Regions from separate parts of the Homo sapiens genome. Here region 1 is linked to region 2. The links are chromatin contacts, found by Hi-C in ENCODE. All regions are on one chromosome and are shown on one strand. Each heading gives the region's core, a stretch centred on a gene start or an enhancer-like site at or near the end of the contact. The rest is flanking DNA. Distances are from core to core; before and after follow the strand shown.

Region 1 (5,002 bases), core at 205-2,704, 160 kb before region 2:
TCATGCCACTACACTCCAGCCTGTGCAACAGAATGAGACCATCTCAAAAAAAGAAAAGTATAAGATATATAGGAAAGTTCATAGAGAGAACAAGACCTGTGTCATAGGGTGGGACAGGAAGGTGAAAAGAAGCAAAATTCCTGGAGTAGAGTAGTCAGAACGCATCAGTTGTGTTGGTGATGAAGGTGCAGACCGCATAGGCAGAAATGAGTTCTCCTAGAAACAAATGTCTTCCACCTAAGTTTCAAACAAAAACAGAACCTTATGTTTCCAGCAACCAGCATGAGACCCAAAGACAATAGCTCCACCCTGGACTAGAGGGTGGAAGTAAAGTAAACCAACCAGAATCCCAATCACTCTAAGGCCTATGATTAAAAAGGAGTGCCAGAAGATAGATCCCAGATAGGTTCCACCCAGAGCTTATCTCTGTGCAAAGTGAGTCATGTGACCTGTATTTGGGAGAAACTGTATAGCTACATAGCTTGGAATTTCTTTATATTGCAGAAAAATTTAGTTATAAATCCAAATTACTTGTTAAGCTGGTCCTCAGCTGACAAGGTGAAAGGAGAAGAATGCTACTGAAAAATCCAGACAAAGTAGTAAATAAAGGGAACCTCCAAGTGTGAGTAAAGAGATCTCGATTTCCCATCGCACATGACATATTAAGAACCAGTGATATACCAAAAGGGAGAAACCATTCCTTAGGGTCTAAATTCCCAAACTTAGATTGTATCTTTTATAGCCTTGTGAAAACACATATTTTGATTGAACTAAGATTTTGTTACCTGGAAGGAATTTAACACTTTCTCAGATTCATTAGTTTTGTCGTCATTTATTCAACAAATATTGAGGGTCTGGCACTGTGTTAGGGGACACATATATATATATATATATAAAACCTAATCCTTACCCTCAAGAAGCTCGCAGTTTAGCTGAGCCCATGGCCTTAGATGAGGATGGTATAGAAATATTTGTCTTGTAAGGCAGTGTAGATGCAATGAGGTAAGATGATAGAGAGAGATAGAATTTGCTGGGGGCTCAGAAAAGTTCAGAGCCTGGAGCTCTGTGGGGGATGACAATTTAACAACTTAGGCACTTGGGGAAGTGGGAGAAAGATGGCAAGAGAAGGGTTAGGGTGGGAAAACAGTTGATTCTGTGGATTAAAATACAGATAACAAAGTGTCTGAGGAGGAGAGAGGAAGAAACTAACACTGCAGGAATCTAAGTTTTCTAAGTTTCTAGTGGATAGAATGTCTGCCATCTTAATATAAGCCTTTCGGGTGTTTATGTATGAGAGAGAGAGACAAGAGAGAGGGAGACAGAGGGAAACAGAGACTGACAGCAAGCACTTGAGGCTCTGTCGACCCTTTTTAACGATTGGTAACAGGGTGGAGACTGTAACCACTAAAACAAAAGCAACTAGATCAGTGAGCCTAAATTGAACTTTAAAAAAGAGGAAGTGAGGAAAGTTTGTTTGTGAACGCTTGTGGCAGGAAATCCTGTGACTAACCTTATTTCACACATCTCAGATTATTCAAAAGAATCTTAACTTTCTCAAGAACAGTAACTTACAAAATTACGGATAGGTAGGAAGAATAAGTTCTAGTGTTCTATAACACTTTAGGGTGAATATGGCTAACAATAATTTATTGTATATGTTCAAAGAGCTAAAAAGAGAGGATTTTGAATGTTCCCAACACAAAGAATTGATAAATGTTAGAGGTGATGAATATGCTAATTACCCTCATTTGATCATTACACATTATATACAGTATTAAAAAATCACTCTGTAGCCTATAAATATTATACACATTTATATGAGTTATATAACATATACAATATACCATAATATATAATATAACACATAATTGTATATATTATTATACATACTTATATATATTTTCATGTAATAATAATTATATTATTGCATGTTGACAAAAAATGAAAGGAAGAAAGAAACTTGGTAACCTAAAATGGAAGGAGGTGTCTCAGAAGCACTGGTATCTGGGAAAAGTTGACACCTTCGCTAAATAAACTAATCCAATTTGAGTTGTCTTTTACTGTGTGAAGGGATGCTTTAGGGAACATGCCCTCCTGGTATTTCTAATAAAGACAATAATGCAGCATTAACAAATAGGATTTGAGAGTATTGAATAAAAATGCCAACATATTGGAAACAAACGAAATCAAAGGCTATTCTCCGTTTACTTGTAGAAATGTTTCTACAGGGCTGAAGGAAACCATTTTATATGAGCTATCATCATTTGAAATGGCACTGATGAAAGTCTGGACTATGGTGAGGACTGCAGGAGGCTGAAGAGTTGGTGAGGAAGGGAGAGGATGATAGTCAGGATCAGGCAATTACAAAACAACAAGCATCCAGGCAAGTGATAACATATACTCCTGGAAAGGCACAATAATGGAAGAAGCCCCTCTCCTGGGCTCTGCTGGCCCATTAACAGGGAGGGTTAGGGTTCCAATCACCTGAAGCTCTAATTTCCAGCTGAAGGTGCAAGTGTAGCAAGAAGAGGGTCTCAGACTTATCTTTCATTGACCATGGGTGAAAATGTACCTCAGGCAAATACACAAGTTCTTTGCTTTTTATATTCTGGAAGTATTTATAAAGCATGCTCAGTTTTCTGAAGACAGTAAAAGAAGAAAATGTGAAAAGTGTTTCTAATGTATGTGGAGGGCTAGCATGGTTCAGGCCAGCTGATTGGATTTCCTAAATTGCCACCTATCAAGCAGGACACTCATTACAATACATCACATCACTGCTCTCCTTGATGGAGTCAACAGGACTCTCACCAAGAGGCTAGCCTCCATTTTAAATGGAATCATACATCCAGAGGTGCGCAAACCACATCAATACTCATCTTACTGCCTCTAGTTGGTACCACGTGTCTCTGTGGGGATGTGCTGTGGGGCTGCATGTCTCCACAGGCAGCTGAGCCTCAGAAAAGGCTGGAATCCTGTTTACAAGCCCGACTTGTCATTTCACTCATGGACTGATGAGGGCAGGGCTCTTTCTGTCCTGTCTGAAATCATTTGGGGGAACCTGCTGTGTTGAAAGAGCTCAAACAAAAAGCAAGATGAGTAAATAAGTCACATATTTGCAGGAACATGCTGGAATCCAGGCCTCCAGCTGACAAAGACAGACTGGTGGTGACCTCTCGGGTCTCTCTGCCTCCTTATCAGGCTCACACAGGCCAGCCACCAGATCTGAGGGGTCAGCTCAAGGTTGGAGACCCCAGCAGCCTGAAACAAGTACCCCTAGGTGGACTAGAGAGCAGGGACTAGAGACTGGGGCTGGAATTACATCTGTACCTGGTTCAGGCAAGGTTCAGGAATCTGAGACTAGAGCCAGACAGAAGCCAAGACATGGGGGAGGGGGCCAGTCCAGTCCAAGGGAATACTGTGAACAAAGGCAAAGAGGCAGGAAGGAAAGAAGCACTTCTCAGGAGTAAGGAGGATCTGTTGTCAATGCCCAGGAAAATAGGAGGAGATAGAAACCTGATGACCGAGGAATCAAGCGTCAAGACCCAGGAGAACACCTTGAAAATTGTCCAAAGCTGCAAAGGGGATGGGGTGGGTGTAAAGGAAAGAGCTTCTTATCATTGACTTAAGAGGGAAGAAGCAATTACCTCAAATCTTGGTGATAGGGTTAATTATAGTTTCAAGCTTAAGTGAGAGGCTTAAGCCTGGAAACCAGTCAGAAGGAAACTTGGGACTTGATTCAGTCATTTATTTCTATTCATTTATTGAGAGCCTACTATTTGCAAGGCACTCTGCTAGGTTCTGAATCAGAAAATGACAATTTGGAACTCACAAGCCATATCAAGTATGCAAACCATGCTAGACTTGATTCTGTCAAAAAGCCAAGTGCATAGAATCTATAGACCTGATTGGGCATATGATGCTGTGTTGACCCATTATCAACATAACGATTATATTTTATCAATTTCAGATTAGACACATGGTCTGATTATTGAAAGTAATAGGTGCATACCAAGAGAAATAAAAATGCAGTAATAAAAATGTATATGAAAGTAGAAAACCTATAAGCTTGAGAGTCAGAAAAACATGATTTCAAACCCTATCTAGGCTAAGTACTAGCTGTGTGACCTCAGAAGAATTACTCAACTTTTCTGTGCCTCAGTTTTCTTGTGTATAAGATGGGGATAAAAATAATAACTTTCAGAGTTATTGTAAGGATTGAATGAGATAGTGTGCATAAAATATACGGCAAATTGTTTATACTTAAATAAGTACTCAAAAATGACAGTTTTATTGTTAATTTTCTCATTCATGTATTGTTGAAGCTGAGAGCATATTGTTCTAGTTATACTTTCTTTTAAATTGTGTTCAACTTGTTCTATAAATCTTTATCCTTAATTGTTTTTAAATGTATTCAGCTTCTTCCAGAAGTCTTTGTTCTCAATTTTTAAAAATATATTCAGCTTGTTCCAGAAATCTTAATCGTTAATTTTTTTCAAACAACTCTTGGCAAGCATTTGAGTATTCATTTGCATTATTCAGAAAATGTTTACATTTTTCAGTGATCAGAGTGGCTTTTCCTAATCCCTCTAATTTTTCAATTTGTGAAAATGACCCTGATCCTCACATTTTTACTCCATACTAAAATGATGATTTTCCATATCCCTTGCATTTAGAAGATTGCTATCATCAAGAGGAAAGTATTTAAGCATATTCTACTATCTCTGATCTATAGTTACTCTCTCTGTATCCCATTTGGCAAATACGTTCTCATTAGGTTATCATCTAAGAACCAAAGTTTCTTTATAGAGATTATTGTAAGACCAAATGGCAAAAAACACTTTGAAAAAGTTTCTGTCGCATTCAGGGCTCCTTATGGACTGACCCAAGATTAACATGGTGTCTTTGTATGGCTTCTCAAGGAAGTAGATCCTGAGACAAAGATTTCAATGAAAATGATTTCTTTGAGAATTTCAGGTAACACCTCTAAGCGGGTAGAATAGTA
Region 2 (5,463 bases), core at 2,388-4,887:
TATACAGTCATGCCCTGTATAATGATCTTTAGGTCAATGACTGACTGCATATATGATGGTTATGTCATACATAATATTATAATATCGTATTTTTATTGTACCTTTTCTATGTTTAGATACACAAATACTTACCATTGTTACTATTGCCTACAGTATTCAGTATAACAACATGCTATACCACTTTGTAGCCTAGGAGCAATGGGCTATATTCTGCAACCTAGGAGTGTAGTAGGCTATACTATCTAGATTTGTGTAAGTACACTATGATGTTTGCACAATGATGAAATCAACTAACAATGCACTTCTCAGAATGTATCCCTGTCATTAAATTAGGCATGACTCCATATCCATCTATATGTGTACTTATGTTTAAAAAGTATATATATTTTTTGAGACGGAGTCTCACTCTGTCTCCAGGGCTAGCGTGCAGTGGTGTGATCTTGGCTCACTGCAACCTCTGCCTCCCAGGTTCAAACGATTCTCCTGCCTCAGCCTCCCTAAAAAGTGTATATTTTTAATTATGATTATTATAGTAACAATGCACTTAAATTTCACTCTCTTTGTCCGTATATTAATGTGTGTTTGTATATGTATGTATATGTGTACATGTGTATATGTATACACATAGAAACTTTGATATTTAGCTTCATATATAATAATAAGTTTACATTCATATGGGATTTATTCATATATCATGATTTGGATAATATTTTCACTTCTATTTCCTTGGCAATTTGTCATTACGAAAAATTTGCAAGACCTAATTTTTAGGAAATAAATAAATTTAAAGGGAAACATTAAGAAAAGATTATAGATGAATATAAAAATATGTCAATGCATTCACCTTGAACCTTTGATGGAGTACGTGTTTGGGTCACAGTCACAGTGCTAAAGAGATGAGGACACAGACTTTATTTATACAGTAATGCAATCTGTTGTTAATTTTTTTTAGTAATAAAATAAGATTAGGCCAGGTGCAGTGGCTCATGCCTATAATCCCAGCACTTTGGGAGGCTGAATTGGGAAGATCGCTTGAGCCTACAAGTTAGAGATCAGTCTGGGTAACATAAGGAGACCCCTTCTCTACAAAAAAATATAAAAAAGAAAAAAATAGCTGGGTGTGGTGGTGTGTGCCTGTGGTCCTAGCTACTCCAGAGGCTGAGGTGGGAGGATTGCTTGAGCCTGGAGGTCAAGGCTACAGTGAGCCATGATTGCATAGACTTGCCAGACCCAGTCTCTAAAAATATAATAATAAATAAATAAAATAAGATGAAATTTTAGATTTAATTGTAGGTTAAAATTTTGAGAAGGAAGGAATATCCTATATTTTCTGATGCACGCATGTTATACTTGTGATTCAATATTTGTTTTAGAGTATACACATGTTAGCATAATAAAGATTAGAAGCTCTTCAAATCATGATACCTGAGAGGAGACATCATAGGAATTAAATTTCCAGTTGTTAAATAAGTGTTTTATGAAGTGAACATGTCTTCAGAGACCATATTGTTATTGAATGTAGCAATCAAGAAGCTCTTGGTTAATGTTTCATTTACTAAAAATTCAGGTCTTGCAAATTTTTCATGATAATGACAAACTGCCCAGGAAACAGAAGTGAAAGTATACTCCAAACCATAACATACAAATAAACCTCATTTTAATGTAAACTTACTATTGTGTATGACACGAAATATAAATGTTTATGTGTATATATTGAAATGAGTGCATGAGTATATGAGTTTGCATGTGTATGTTGAAACTGTGAAAGGAAAATAAATCTCAGGGCCCCAAAATCACTAAGCCAAAGGGAAACGTCAAGCTGGGAACTGCGTCAGGCAAACCTGCCTCCCATTTTATTCCTAAATAAGATGGCTACAATGATTGAACAAAGCAAAAACAAAAAGCTACATATCTCCCTCACAATTTGCCCACTAGGAAATTCCTTGTGAGCCCCAAGATTTTTACCCTGAAACAGTTCTGTTGAATTTCACCCTGACAATGTAAATTTTGGCTTATCCTCACAGGTATGGAACAAAAGACAGAACTCAAAGTCTTCCCTCCGCTCACTTGAGACAAATGCATGTCTGATTGCTTCCTCTGCCCTGTGTTTATTTTATCCTATGTAAAAAATGCAGATTCACTGAGCTAGATGAATGTGTACGTGACTATTCCTCTACCCTCATCTCGCCTATGAAGGGCTGATCAAAGACTCAAAAGAATGCTACCCTTTGCCTCTTATCTACCCACATCTTTTCAAAATTTCTTCCCCTTTCCCCAGTATCTGCCCTTTCCCCTTTAAATATTGAAGCCCTCAAAATCATCTTTGAAGAAAGGCATGGACCTATCTCCCAGGCATGCGTGTACTTAAACTTGCAAAATAAATTTCTGAAACTATTGAGACCTGTCTCAGACACTTTTTAGTTCACAAAACATAATCCAGATGTTTATCAGTATTACTAATAGGTACTGTTTATGACAGTGCTTTACTCTTGGTCAGCACATGGTTCTTTTCTGAATCCTTTGCAAATCCTTTGCAAGCACCATGTCTTAATTACGTAAGATAAAATACCATAAGATTGACCCCTAAGTGATAAGCATATACACACTAAAGTCACAGGAAACCATTGACAGTCATATAAGAACATAGGAACATGCCTGTGTTCCGATTTTAAATTATTTTGACTATGAGACTGTATCAGTCTCCTCTGACTGGAATTTATACATATTTGAGTTTGTGTACCCTTCCAAATGGGCACTGTATAGCACGCAGTCTTGAGAACCATCTAGACACTTAGCTTAGGGTTCCAGACAACTGCTTCTCCCTCAACACACAGGCCTAGTGCCTAGGCCAGAAATTGAGTAGGACTCCCGGGAAACCTGGGAAGTGAGTCAGGCAAGAACAACATGGATTTGCTCTTCTCCAAGCCCTTAGATGCAACCATTTGCTTTTCCCTCTAGGCCTGGATCCCTGAGGTTTGACCCCTGATACACCAAGACAATTTAGTACCATGAGAAAAAGTTAGGTGAAGAAAAAGCAGAACTGTGAAGACTAGGTAAGTGGAAATTGAGTTCTTGAACTGAAAAGACCCCTGATGAGAGTGTAGGTTTAGGCGCCAGTTTGATTTCAGATGAAAAACCAAAAGCAAAATCACAATAGTATGAGCGAGTTTCTCAAGTCAGCCATATTTCCTGGTGCCTTAATCTGTTGGTCACATTTTTTTTTCATACCAGACGGGCGGGAGAAGAGGGCTTGGGGGCAGTATTGGATAGAATTCCAGGAGCAACACTGCCATCGTGAGGAAATTTCTGGAAAAAGCCCCATCCCTTAGAGGGCTTATATTGGAAAGTTCCATTCTGTTAGAGGCTGAGCAGGCTCGGACCATGAGCTGGATCTTAGTTCCACCTCCTGAGGCCTACCTGAAGCTCTGGACAGAGTGAGGTCCAGGTGTAGGAACTGGCCCGTGGGGAGGGAAGACTAAGTCGGCCTCTGGCAGGAAGTCCAGGCCCAGGAAGTTGTAGGGTGGGGTCTTGGTATTCTCCCAGTATGGGCGGGACTGGAGGAAGCCACCAACCAACGAAGTACTGGGCCTGTGGGTATTCGTCTCTCTCCCCGCCCCTGAGAGTCTGGGAAAGGCTGACACGTGGTGCCTTCAGGCTCTGGGGCCTAGGACCTTTGTGGTAGCAGAGTCACTGCAGAGAACCAGACAATACCAGGTTGCTTATAAAAGGATGCCATGTGCTTGCTGGAGGTCCCAGGTGCAACCAAATTGCTTGCAGCTAGGAGGACCTTGAAGAGAAATGGGATCAGCCCGCCAAACCAAGAAGGGTTAGCACTTTTGCTAGGAGAGCTGACCACGCACAAACAGATGAGAACCAAAACCGAGTGAAGAGGATTGAAGATGAACCCACATTTTAAAAGTTCTTGTCTGCTGGAGGTGGCATTACCTGTGACCTCGCTTCACTTCTCCATACATGGCTGTTATAGCAGGTACATTGTAAAGAAGCATGATTATTTCTAGAAATGCAAAAACATGTGGCAAGATTTTAAAACCTGTCATTATTCTAAAGAATACTTAATGAGATTTGAAGAGCATTCAAGTTACAAATGAGGAAAACTTGTTTTAGCATTCAAAGTACAAGAGAATTTGAACATTTTTTAAGTGTATATTATTTGTGCAAAGTGAAGATATAAGAATGTATGGCAAGGATATTTTTAAGTGGCTATTTCTTGTTGTGATTGAAGTACCGTTTACTTTCTACTTATAATTTCTTAAAATCTAAACGGTGCCAACAGTGGGTGTAACTTTTGTAATTTCTTGAAATAGAAAGGTCTTCTAGAGTAAGATACAAAAAAAATCCAAGCACTCAAATATACATTGTCATTCATGTATGCAAATGGTATAAGGTGGTGTTGAAGAATTTGTGCAAAACTGTATCCAGTTTGCATTCAATTGTCTTTAAAGAAAAGGATAGTCCATGCTCCCAGAGGCTGAATAAAAATAAATAAATAAAGAGAAGTAAATATATATATAATAGGTGCAATCATTTTCTTTTCCCTCTAGGCCTGTAACCAGGTAACTTGGACCTATCTATCTAATGCTTATACATATATATGCATTATGCATATCATGCATAATCATGGTCAGTGTTAGAGTGAGTATGCGTTTCAACTTTATAGATTTTACATAAAATTTTAAGATAAAATTTTGGTATAAGTTTTGAAAAATATAAACAAAAGAAACCCTAATGTTCTGAGGCATAAGCACATAGTGCCTGTTCCAATGTTAGCATGTATATATATATATATATATAGTCAGCATACTAATGATTAGGTAAGGCAGGTATCAAAATTAAGATACTTGAGTGGTGGCATTATAGGTATTATGTCCTGTGTATAAATTTTTTAAAAATTGAGAACCTAACATTCTTTAATGAATTAGTCAATCAAGAAGCTCATTGCAAATATTTTATTATCTAAAATCCAGGTCTTGCAAATATTTCATGACAATTTCAGTTACCCAGGAATGAGCAGTGAAAAGTTTGCATCTAAAACATGATGCATATATAAATTTAATTTAAATATGCTTATTGTAGTGTATTACCGTAAATATAGACCTCTGTGCATGTTGAAATAATGGGAGTAAATATGCAAAAGGCTATTAGTGTTTAATACAAGATTTTATGACAGTGCTTTTGTTCTTGATCAGCACATGGTTATTTTCTAAATTCTTTACAAGCACCATGTCTTAATTACTTATGAGGAAACACCATAAGACTGATTCCTAAGCTTAAGCAGTGGCACACACATATATAATAAAGCCATAGGAAGCCATTAAAAGTCAAATAATGATGTGCATGGGAACTTGCTTGTGTTTTAATGTTGAATGATGGAACCATAAGACAAAATCATGTTCCTTTCTACTGGAATTTTGTAAGTTTGGAGTGTGTGTGTCACCCCAAGAG

Evidence for each region. A loop is a pair of places that touch in the nucleus more often than their neighbours do. Pooled maps may share reads with other maps.
Region 1: a map with no recorded cell type shows a loop between it and region 2 (7-fold over the local background). The contact joins the enhancer-like site here to the promoter of FIRRE in region 2. A Hi-C loop is called at or near these places in 2 of 37 single-sample maps with no recorded cell type and 9 of 50 pooled maps.

What each region holds. Positions count from the first base shown.
Region 1 is chrX:131,983,868-131,988,869 of GRCh38, reverse strand. No RefSeq gene overlaps it. Among named protein-coding and RNA genes, the nearest start is that of STK26, 37 kb to the left of the region's middle. RefSeq lists an enhancer at 2,935-3,229. Within about 2 kb of position 1,454, at least 7 of the 41 ENCODE cell types and tissues checked have a DNase peak (open chromatin) inside an H3K27ac peak, as active enhancers do.
Region 2 is chrX:131,828,817-131,834,279 of GRCh38, reverse strand. It overlaps FIRRE (firre intergenic repeating RNA element), which reads left to right and starts at 3,637. Exons shown (of 10, transcript NR_152876.1): 1 at 3,637-3,988.